Linked DNA regions of Homo sapiens: region 1 is linked to region 2. The links are chromatin contacts, found by Hi-C or POLR2A ChIA-PET in ENCODE. All regions are on one chromosome and are shown on one strand. The core of a region is the stretch at or near the end of the contact, and the rest is flanking DNA. Distances in the headings are between cores, read along the strand shown. Region 1 overlaps TMEM156 (transmembrane protein 156). Region 2 holds the start of KLHL5 (kelch like family member 5).

Region 1 (4,632 bases), core at 2,133-4,632, 77 kb after region 2:
TATCCGCAAAATACTTGAAGGCCAGAGAAGAGTGCAAAAGTGGCAGAGTAAGTATAATCCCTGTAGTGCCGAGGAACTCCTGATCTCTTCTATGGATTTCATTTCCTTTTTAGTACAATTTAGCATTTCTTGTGCACCTACTGTGAATAAGTGGTGATTCTTGGTAACTCAAGGAATAAAAACGTAGATAAAACACAGTTCCAGCATGCAAGGAGCTTCATTCATCTTTCTTCTACTCGGGCAAGTAAGAGAAGAAGAAAGACTGGGTGAATAGGAAGAAGCTGATGAGCTGGACATTGAGCAGGGCTTAGCGGAAGTGAGGGCAGAGAGAGAGAGAAGAACAGGAAGTGGGGATAAAGAATTTCAGGCCGAGCGCGGTGACTCATGCCTGTAATCCCAGCACCTTGGGAGGCTGAGGCAGGCGGATCACCTGAGGTCAGGAGATTGAGACCAGCAGACCAGCCTGGCCAACATGGTGAAAGCCCGTCTCTACTAAAAATACAAAAATTAGCCAGGCATGGTGGCGCAAGCCTATAATCTCAGCTACTTGGGAGGCTGAGGCACAAGAATCACTTGAGCCCAGGATGTGGAGGTTGCAGTGAGCTGAGATCGCGCCACTGCACTCCAGCCTGGGCAATGGAGCAAGACTCAGTCACAAAAACAAGAATTTCAGAGTTGGAGATCTTGAGCAGAGTGGCTGTAGGTGACGGGTGTGAGGCAGAGTCGATCTTTAATAAGCATGGGGGTATCAGATTTTTGGCAGGGCTGAGCTAAAGGAAATTAGAAATTAGGAATCAGGACAGTAGGAGCAACGTTAAAAATATTTAATAACTCGTATGACCTAGGCACCCACCTATCAGGATGGACATTGATTGTAAATTACTGGTATGATGCTACCGGTGTGTACCCATGCAAATACTGGCTCTACTGGCATGTCCCCAGTGCATAAAATGGATGACTATCAGGCCCAATGGACAATTCATAATATGAGTAGCTAGTCTCTTAAAGACAGTGCAAGATGTATTACTATAAGAATAGGCACTAAAAATAAATAGATTTATGTTAGAGTCCTAGTACTACCACTTACTAGCTATGTGACATTAAGCAAGTTATTTAAATTATGTGAGCATCCCTTACATCCTCTGTAAAACAAGCATAATCACCACTACCACACAGGGTTGAGGTAAGGAAATACAGAGATTACTTACAAAGTTTACCACAGTGTCTAGTGCATAATTAGTTTTCATTAAAGGACAGTAGTATTGTGGTGGTTGTATGATTTCCCAAGACTCTTTCCTTCTTTACCAGGCAAGGCTGTGTTAGCCATTTCAGTAGGCAGAACAAGTGGTTGCCTCCAGGTTTCAGTAAAGTTGCAATTCATTCTTTTGACTAGGTATTTGTTGCAGATATTTTTGAGAGCAGTTTCATATCAAGTGTTATCATTGATACCTTAGTAATAAAGCCCTTTGTGCAGTGGTTAATAACATAATCAATACTGTTTATTTGTAGAATAACCATTTTCAGAGCATTTTCACTAGATTCTTAAACTGTGTAAACAGGATATATGCTATTTTTATTTTGTAGATAAAAATCCCCTGAGACTTAGAGAGGTTAAGTGTTTATCCAAAGCTGCACAGCTAGTAAAATGTCAGAACTAAGATGTAGGGTATTTAGTTTTGAAAATTCTATTATTTAAAGTAAATGTGTGTTATTTATAAATAGTGTATAGTTCTGAGTTTCTTGACCCATTTTCCCATATGAAAAGCTATAAGCAAAGAGAGATAGAAGTGAGCTAGAAAAAATGTCTAGAAGGAGACCAGTAGTGGGGAGTCAAATTAAATTCTTACAAATATCTGCCCAAATGACAGACTTAGTGATTTTCAAAGGCTTGCAAATCCAAGCATACAAAGTAATAAAAAATGTCACACTACTTAGCACATTAAATGTTATTGAATATTAAACATACATTGAATATTCTTCACATCATATCTATGTATATAATAAGATAAAAATATACTTTTCTGTGTATAAGAGCTGTCGCTTTCCTTTTTTTTTTTTTTTTTTTTTTTTTTTTTTTTTTTTTTTTTTTTGAGATGGAGTCTCACTCTTTCGTCCAGGCTGGAGTGCAGTGGCATGATCTCGGCTCACTGCAACCTCCACCTCCTGGGTTCAAGCGATTCTTTTGCCTCAGCCTCCTGAGTAGCTGGGACTACAGGCATGCACCACCACGCCCAGCTAATTTTTGTATTTTTTAGTAGAGATGGGGTTTCACCATATTGGCCAGGCTGGGTTCGAACTCCTGACTTCGTGATCTCCCTGCCTCAGCCTCCCAAAGTGCTGGGATTACAGGCGTGAACCACCGTGCCTGGCCATGAATGGCTCCATTCTTTTTGGTAATCCTTTGAACCAACATGGGGAATATATGTTAACAATGCGCTTGTTTATCATCTAAATACTTCATTTCTTTTCTGGGAATAGGTCATAGAGACAAACCTACATCTGTTCTCTTAAGAGGAAGTGATTCGGAGAAACTGAGAGCATTGAATGTGCAGGTTCTTTCAGGTAAGTTCTGTGGCATGTAAACAAAACAGCACTCAGGAAATTCCAAAGCTGCATGGTTTCACTACACAGTAAACTCAAGATCTGAGATCTGAGCTTATGTAAATTAGCCTTGTATCTGGAATAACAGAGCTGTGGGCAAATGAAATCCAGTTTAATATGTCTTATTATCAGGGGACAGTAGCAATCTAAACTATCTCCTTAAATAATGGAAAGTTTGCTTAATTGGCAAGAAGAAATTCATGTGAGTAGGCAGAGGAGAGAAAGCAATAGGGATAAGACTTAGATTTATTTTTAAATGAGACAAGATACCATTATTCCCCAGAATTGCAAGAAGTAATTGCAGAGTGGGCATGGCTTTCGCTGGAGCCTTCCCTTAGCAGAGGGTGTCATTGTGTAAAGAGAACTTCTAATAGCCCCAATTAAAAAGCCCCCTGTCCTCTCCTGAGAAACAGAAATGGAATAAGGGAATTCTAATTAGAGCAGTGATGGGGGCTGTTAGCACAGATGTTGTGGTTCAATCCCTTTCTTCTAATTGTGAAGCCTCCTTTTGGATTCAAGCTGTCAAATCACGTTAAAAAGAGAAAGAGAGAGAATGTGACATGGACGAAGCCCTCTTCTTTAGCAGAGAGAAATAATATCCTTGACCGTGAAAACCACAGAATTATGAGTGCTGTTACCAAAGCTCCTTGTACACAGCCAGCGAGTAGGTGCCTTCGTACTTTGTGAGAAGTTAGAAAAAAAAGGAAGCTTCAAGTCTGGCATGTAAACAGTTTTCAAAAATGGGAGGATGCCGAGCAAACCTCCAGTCCCCCACCCTACAGCTGCATCAGTAGCGACATAGAGATTTGCACCGCATTTCACTGGGGACTTTGTTCACTGGGGGCTTTTGTTAGCCATTTAAATTAGCAGATACACGGAACCCTAGCTTGAGTGCACCTAAGGAGCTCAAATATTTTAAAAATTTAGGCTTTCTACCCAGCATTAGCAGTGAAAGTATTAAGCTATGACTGATAATAAGCATTAGCTAAATAATCATTTGACACCAGTTAAATGTGGGGTAAGTTGGTGGAAATTTTGTCCAGTCAATGAAAATCTTATTTGATTAATAAATTAAAAGCTATAACGTTGTTTTCAATGGCAAAATTAATTTTTAAAAGGCAAAAATGGCATTTTTCCCTGGGCTCCCCTCTTACTCAGTACATGTGTCCAAATATGAGGACAGTTTTAACACAGTTCTGTGGGGCTTTTTGGTCACCTTAGGAATTCTGGTCGTTTCTGTTTTCAAGTCGTAATTTTGAGCACTGCTGTCTTGTCTGAGAAAAAGTCTATAGTTCCCCCGTCAACCCATATAGTCGAGGGAATCACAAATTTTAAGTACTAGCTAACCACAAGACTAACCTCGCAAAGTTGTATTTATGAGCCTGTGACTTTCATCCACCAAAGAAACCTGTCTTAGCCATCCTTTCCCTTTCATAGCTCTCACTAAAAATCCTCTGGCTTTATTACCAGGTATATAATATTAATGTTTAGTGTAGGTCAAGGGGTGATGGCCTTTTTAAAACCAAGAACCCTTTTGAGGCTTAGCGTCTTAAAGAGAGAAAGAGGCAGACTCTTTCTTATTTATATTCCTTTAACCTAAATGCAATCTTTTCCTTCCCTATTATGAGTTGCTTTTCTGACAGAGAAAGGGAAAGGAAATCATGTCTCCCTTGAGTGCAGTTTTTAAGGCCTCTCTTTGTAGTGATGGATTATAGGCAGCAGTGAGAATGTACGGGAAAAATGTGTCAGCATGGTTCTCTGGAGATGCAGTAACACGGGTAGAAAAAAAAAATGTAGTTCAAAGCGGTGGTGACTGTGTCACATTCAGCAGAAGCAGCTTGTTGTCAACACTAGCCACACATTCCAGGATGTCTCTCCATTTGTTCATGCATTTAAAAGTGAGTATTGTTCAACACACACACACACACACACACACACACACACACAGAGAGAGAGAGAGAGACAGAGAGAAAGAGAGAGAGAGAGAGATAAATGGGCTCGTACCTCCAAAAGAAGCTTATTCATCCTACA
Region 2 (4,340 bases), core at 1,091-3,590:
GTAGATAACATGTTAAGAGTTTTATATGTGAATTTACTTATGTTGGTAAATGAATGTTTTATTTTTTCTAATTTTGTTAAAATATTCTTGATATATTGATTTTCAAATGAAACATTTACTCTTTGGTTCTCCACAAAAATGATGAATCTTTTACTATATAAATTGTTCTCTTTATGGCAACAAGTCTCCAAAGAAAATACAAACAATGAACCACATTAGCTCAATTGATCTCCAAATTAAATTAGTGGCTTCTATTCCCTTAAGATAATGCCAAGTCATGAACTAATTAAAAAAAATTTAAATTAAATACACTATTTACCTACATACAGATATTCCCCTCTCTCCATTACACAGAAGATGACAGATGACTAGAGTAAACATTTTTTATCCTTCCAAGTCCACATTCTTAAGGTTAGAAGAGGAAAAGGTGGTAAATATCCTCAAGTAAGAGACACTTAAATATATAAATTCATTTTGTCTCAATCCATATGACACCTACATCATTAATAACCAACTTACAAATTACAAGTGTTATCAAAAGCTGCACAGAAATTTTAAGAGAAAAATATAATAATCAAATTAGACAAATGATAAGCTATTTGTGCCTTTAAATATTTAGAAATATTTTCGAATGAAGATTAATCAGAAAGATGACTTTCATGCTCTAAGTTGTTATATAATCTTATTGTAGTTTAAACTGATGAATAAGAAAATCCATTTCAAAGATAAAGGCAGATTCCAAGATAAAGGTAGATAAAGTCACTATGAAATTACCTATTTTTTTCCTTATTTTCTTTCTTCTAACTGATTTCCCCTTCTTCCTGTCCCCTTTTCACCAGATAATCACATCTAGCCCCTCTACATTCCCTTAAACTCTCCTGGAGGAATGTCCTTCATTTCCCTAAATAGCACACATTTCAGTGAAAGTGAAGGTAACAGGAATTAGTAGCTGTCATCTTAGAGACATGTTACTTAGTATTCTCTATATTAGTCTGGAGAGCTGTAACACAGACAGGACAAAGAGAAATAACCATAAGAAAAATATTATTGACAACTACAATTGTGTCAAAAAATTGGTGACTATAATGTGCATCTCTTTGCAAAACCTTTCCTTTTCATTAAATTAAAAAATGACTCTATCATCTGTTATAAACTAAAATGTCACATAAAATTTCATACTATAGAAATATCTTCTATAGTTTTGATATGAATATAGAAGGTTAATGAATGAAGCAAACCACAGGCAATGATACATGAAATTGCTACTATATATTATTTTCAAAGCTGAGCCAGATCTATATATAGAACACAAGATATTTCAAAATGAATGCTATTTGTTGTCTTTGTAATTTTACAGACTATTAGAACATTAAAAAAACCCTAGCAGAAGTATCACATGTTCATACCAAGATATTATATATATGTATGCAGATGTACATATATAATCAGATTTTAAATAATAAATACTAAATTATTTAAAAACATTATAGAGCCATACCCCCACACCCCTTTTCTAACAGTAAGAAAATAATCAACCTGCATGAACTGGAATCAGATTCATTTTCTTCTTCACTAGTGCCATCATCCACTTCTGGTCTATCCAGCCAATGTGCACCGCCACAATCTTCTGCTGTAAACTCAAATGCAGGGACTTCAGAGGTGGATGCCATTGGCCAAGAAGGTGAATTCTGAAAATCCAGTTGGCTGGACCTTCGGTAACCAATTGAAGCCAAAGGCAATTGTAGGCTACATGGATCTAAAAACTTTCTCCCACCGTTTGCTCCAGTCTGTCCTCGGTTCCAAAATTCTCCCTGCTGGCTGTCAACTGTAGAATTAGGAGATGATGCTTGATGACCAAACCACCTCCATCTGATTTTCAAAATCTGTTTCACATCAAACTCTTTACGAGAACCAGACATCCTCAGAGAAACCAAGTGATCGTCTAGGCAACGGGCAAAAAGCACTGCACACAGATTTGTGCATCCAACCAAGACAAGAGAAGTATATGCCCTGCTGTACACAACAAAAATATGTAAAGGAAAATAAATCACATTCATATATATATCTACAATTACTTTTATGCCAATATATCAGATTTTAAAGAACAAAGGATAATGAATAAAGATGAAACACGGTGGAACATTCCGTTCAATCAGAGCAAACTCTCATCCACCTATCCTGAAGCAGCTAGACCACTTTCCCGGCTCTCCTTTCCCATACTGACCATTAGGTCTCACAAACACTGACAGCATTCATTAAAGTCCTTTCAAATGCAGAACACCACCCCCTTTTTCTTAAACCACAAATGACAGAGACAGAAAACACTATCCCCGTTGCAGTATCTCAGTCTCTGCTGCTTAGTATATTAACTCTTTCATTGCTGAAACAATAAATGTATTCTATAGCATTTCCCTTTGTACTTAAAAATAATCACTTTAAAACTAAAATGTTTCTATTTCTAAACTAAGTCCCTAAGTGAAATACCACAAAACAAGTTTTTAAAAAAGCATTTGTAAAATTAGATGAGTTATGGTGATTTTCCAGGTGTGCTCTTTGGATGGGGAATGAGGAGGAAAGCGGAGTACAAAGGTGGGGCTCCAGACTATTGCCTTCACCTCTATCTTCTCCCTTCAGAAAACAAATGGATCTAATTAATACAGTAAGATCCTGGGTAAGATTTCACTTGGATAAAGAATAATGAGGAGAATAAAAAGTTTGAAAACTACAAAGGATCAAAATGTAACAAATACTCTTTTTCAAATAAACTGAGGCCAGGATTTCTCTATAAGTAGAAATGGGCCACTGCCAGTTAGTGTAACATCCAAATTTCTATGACATTACTTAGGAAAAGGAAAAGTGCGGCTCAAAAAAGCTACCAGGGACTGGGATAGGACTATTGGGTGTACAAGTGCCCTAATGGTGCCCTCTGTTGTTAGCAAAACAAACAATGGTTTGAACATGGTTACAGTTAAGGCAAATTGATAAAGCAAATACAAATAAACTCAAAAATACTGAGTAGTTATTGTGAACAATGCAATCTACTAGGCATTGTCAGGGACACAGAGATATATATATCTTGGTTCCTAACCCCCAAAATAATTAAATCTAGCTATTGAACCAAATACAAAATATTTGATAAGGTAAAATAAGAAACATTAAAATGCTGCAATATTAAAGTGTGATCTATCAATGCAGAATTTGAGTTTTCAGGGTGCTCAGTATTTACTCCTTTATCAACTAATTCCATACAAAAGGCAATGCCTATCTAAGCTGACCAAAAAACAAAAACAAAAACTACTTTGGAGGCTTACAAAAATATTGTGAGGTGTCTATCTTAATACAAATTATTCAGAGAAACAAGAATGAGAAGCATAAAAAGCCAAGTATGATTTCATGCTAAATAATACGGGAAAAACCATACAAACTGTAAGAAAGAAAGGAGATATCAGGATGGCAATGGAGTGGTATGGGCCAGTTTCATTAGGGAGAAGGCTGCTAAGAATAGTAAAACATTGTTTAGGTAGAATGATAGATTTCTACAGAAAAAGATTCTAATAAAAGCATGAAGTGGGCATATCTACAAGGAAGAAGTGGGAAATAATCAGTTTGATCAGCCAGCCATACCAAATTAATTTTAAGGTGTAGTAAGAGATAAAGTTAGATGAATACGATGAGATAAAATGCCTTGAGCAAGCAGCAAAGACATTATTGAATGGACTGTTGAACAGGACAATGTTTTAGGAAATTAACTTGGCAGTACTGTGCAGGACGCATTAGAGAGTGAAATGACACTTTCCCCTCTCCTCTCACCTTTGTCAGACTCCTTCTGATCAACATCCTTCTAACTTCACTCTAGCTATCCAACTTTATTTCTAACCATTTTCCAACATAGACACACCACTTCATTGGTCAAGGCAGTCTACATTATGGTGTTCCCTCTTTTATAACACTGTTTGCCTCCCAGAGAAACTCTGGTTTAAAAAACACACTTCATCCTTCAAGATTTAGCTCAGGCACTATCATCTTTGTAAACACTTCAGTTACTCTAAGTAGCTGGTTCTCAACAAGGGAAGCATCAACCTGCTCCTAAAGGCTTCTGGAAAATAGGTGGTGGTGGTGGTGGTGGTGGTAGATTTTTAGTTGTTGGAATGACCAGAGTGCTATAGGCATTGAGTGTGCAGGGGCCAGAGACAGCAAACATCTGGCAATGAAAAATGATACCTTTATTTTGCCAATCCTCCTCCACTCATTCCCATGGTAATCATTGCTGACGCCAAGCTTGGTACATATAGCCTTTCACACCTCTCTCCATGTTTATAAATCATGGACAAACTTATATA

Evidence for each region. A loop is a pair of places that touch in the nucleus more often than their neighbours do. ChIA-PET counts read pairs that join two places held with the same protein, here RNA polymerase II (POLR2A). Pooled maps may share reads with other maps.
Region 1: a loop to region 2 is called in a pooled map, with 2.3 times the contacts of the local background. The contact joins the enhancer-like site here to the promoter of KLHL5 in region 2. A Hi-C loop is called at or near these places in 2 of 168 maps with a recorded cell type or tissue (CD8-positive, alpha-beta T cell and endothelial cell of hepatic sinusoid) and 2 of 50 pooled maps. POLR2A ChIA-PET finds 5 or more read pairs at or near these places in 6 of 52 experiments (CD4-positive, alpha-beta T cell, Panc1, T-cell and 3 more).

The regions. Positions count from the first base shown.
Region 1 is chr4:38,984,266-38,988,897 of GRCh38, reverse strand. It overlaps TMEM156 (transmembrane protein 156), which reads left to right. Exons shown (of 7, transcript NM_024943.3): 4 at 1-47; 5 at 2,479-2,562. Among named protein-coding and RNA genes, the nearest start is that of TMEM156, 46 kb to the left of the region's middle. RefSeq lists an enhancer at 120-619. Within about 2 kb of position 3,382, at least 2 of the 41 ENCODE cell types and tissues checked have a DNase peak (open chromatin) inside an H3K27ac peak, as active enhancers do.
Region 2 is chr4:39,060,232-39,064,571 of GRCh38, reverse strand. It overlaps KLHL5 (kelch like family member 5), which reads right to left and starts at 2,340. Exons shown (of 11, transcript NM_015990.5): 1 at 1,537-2,340. The coding sequence starts at 1,919.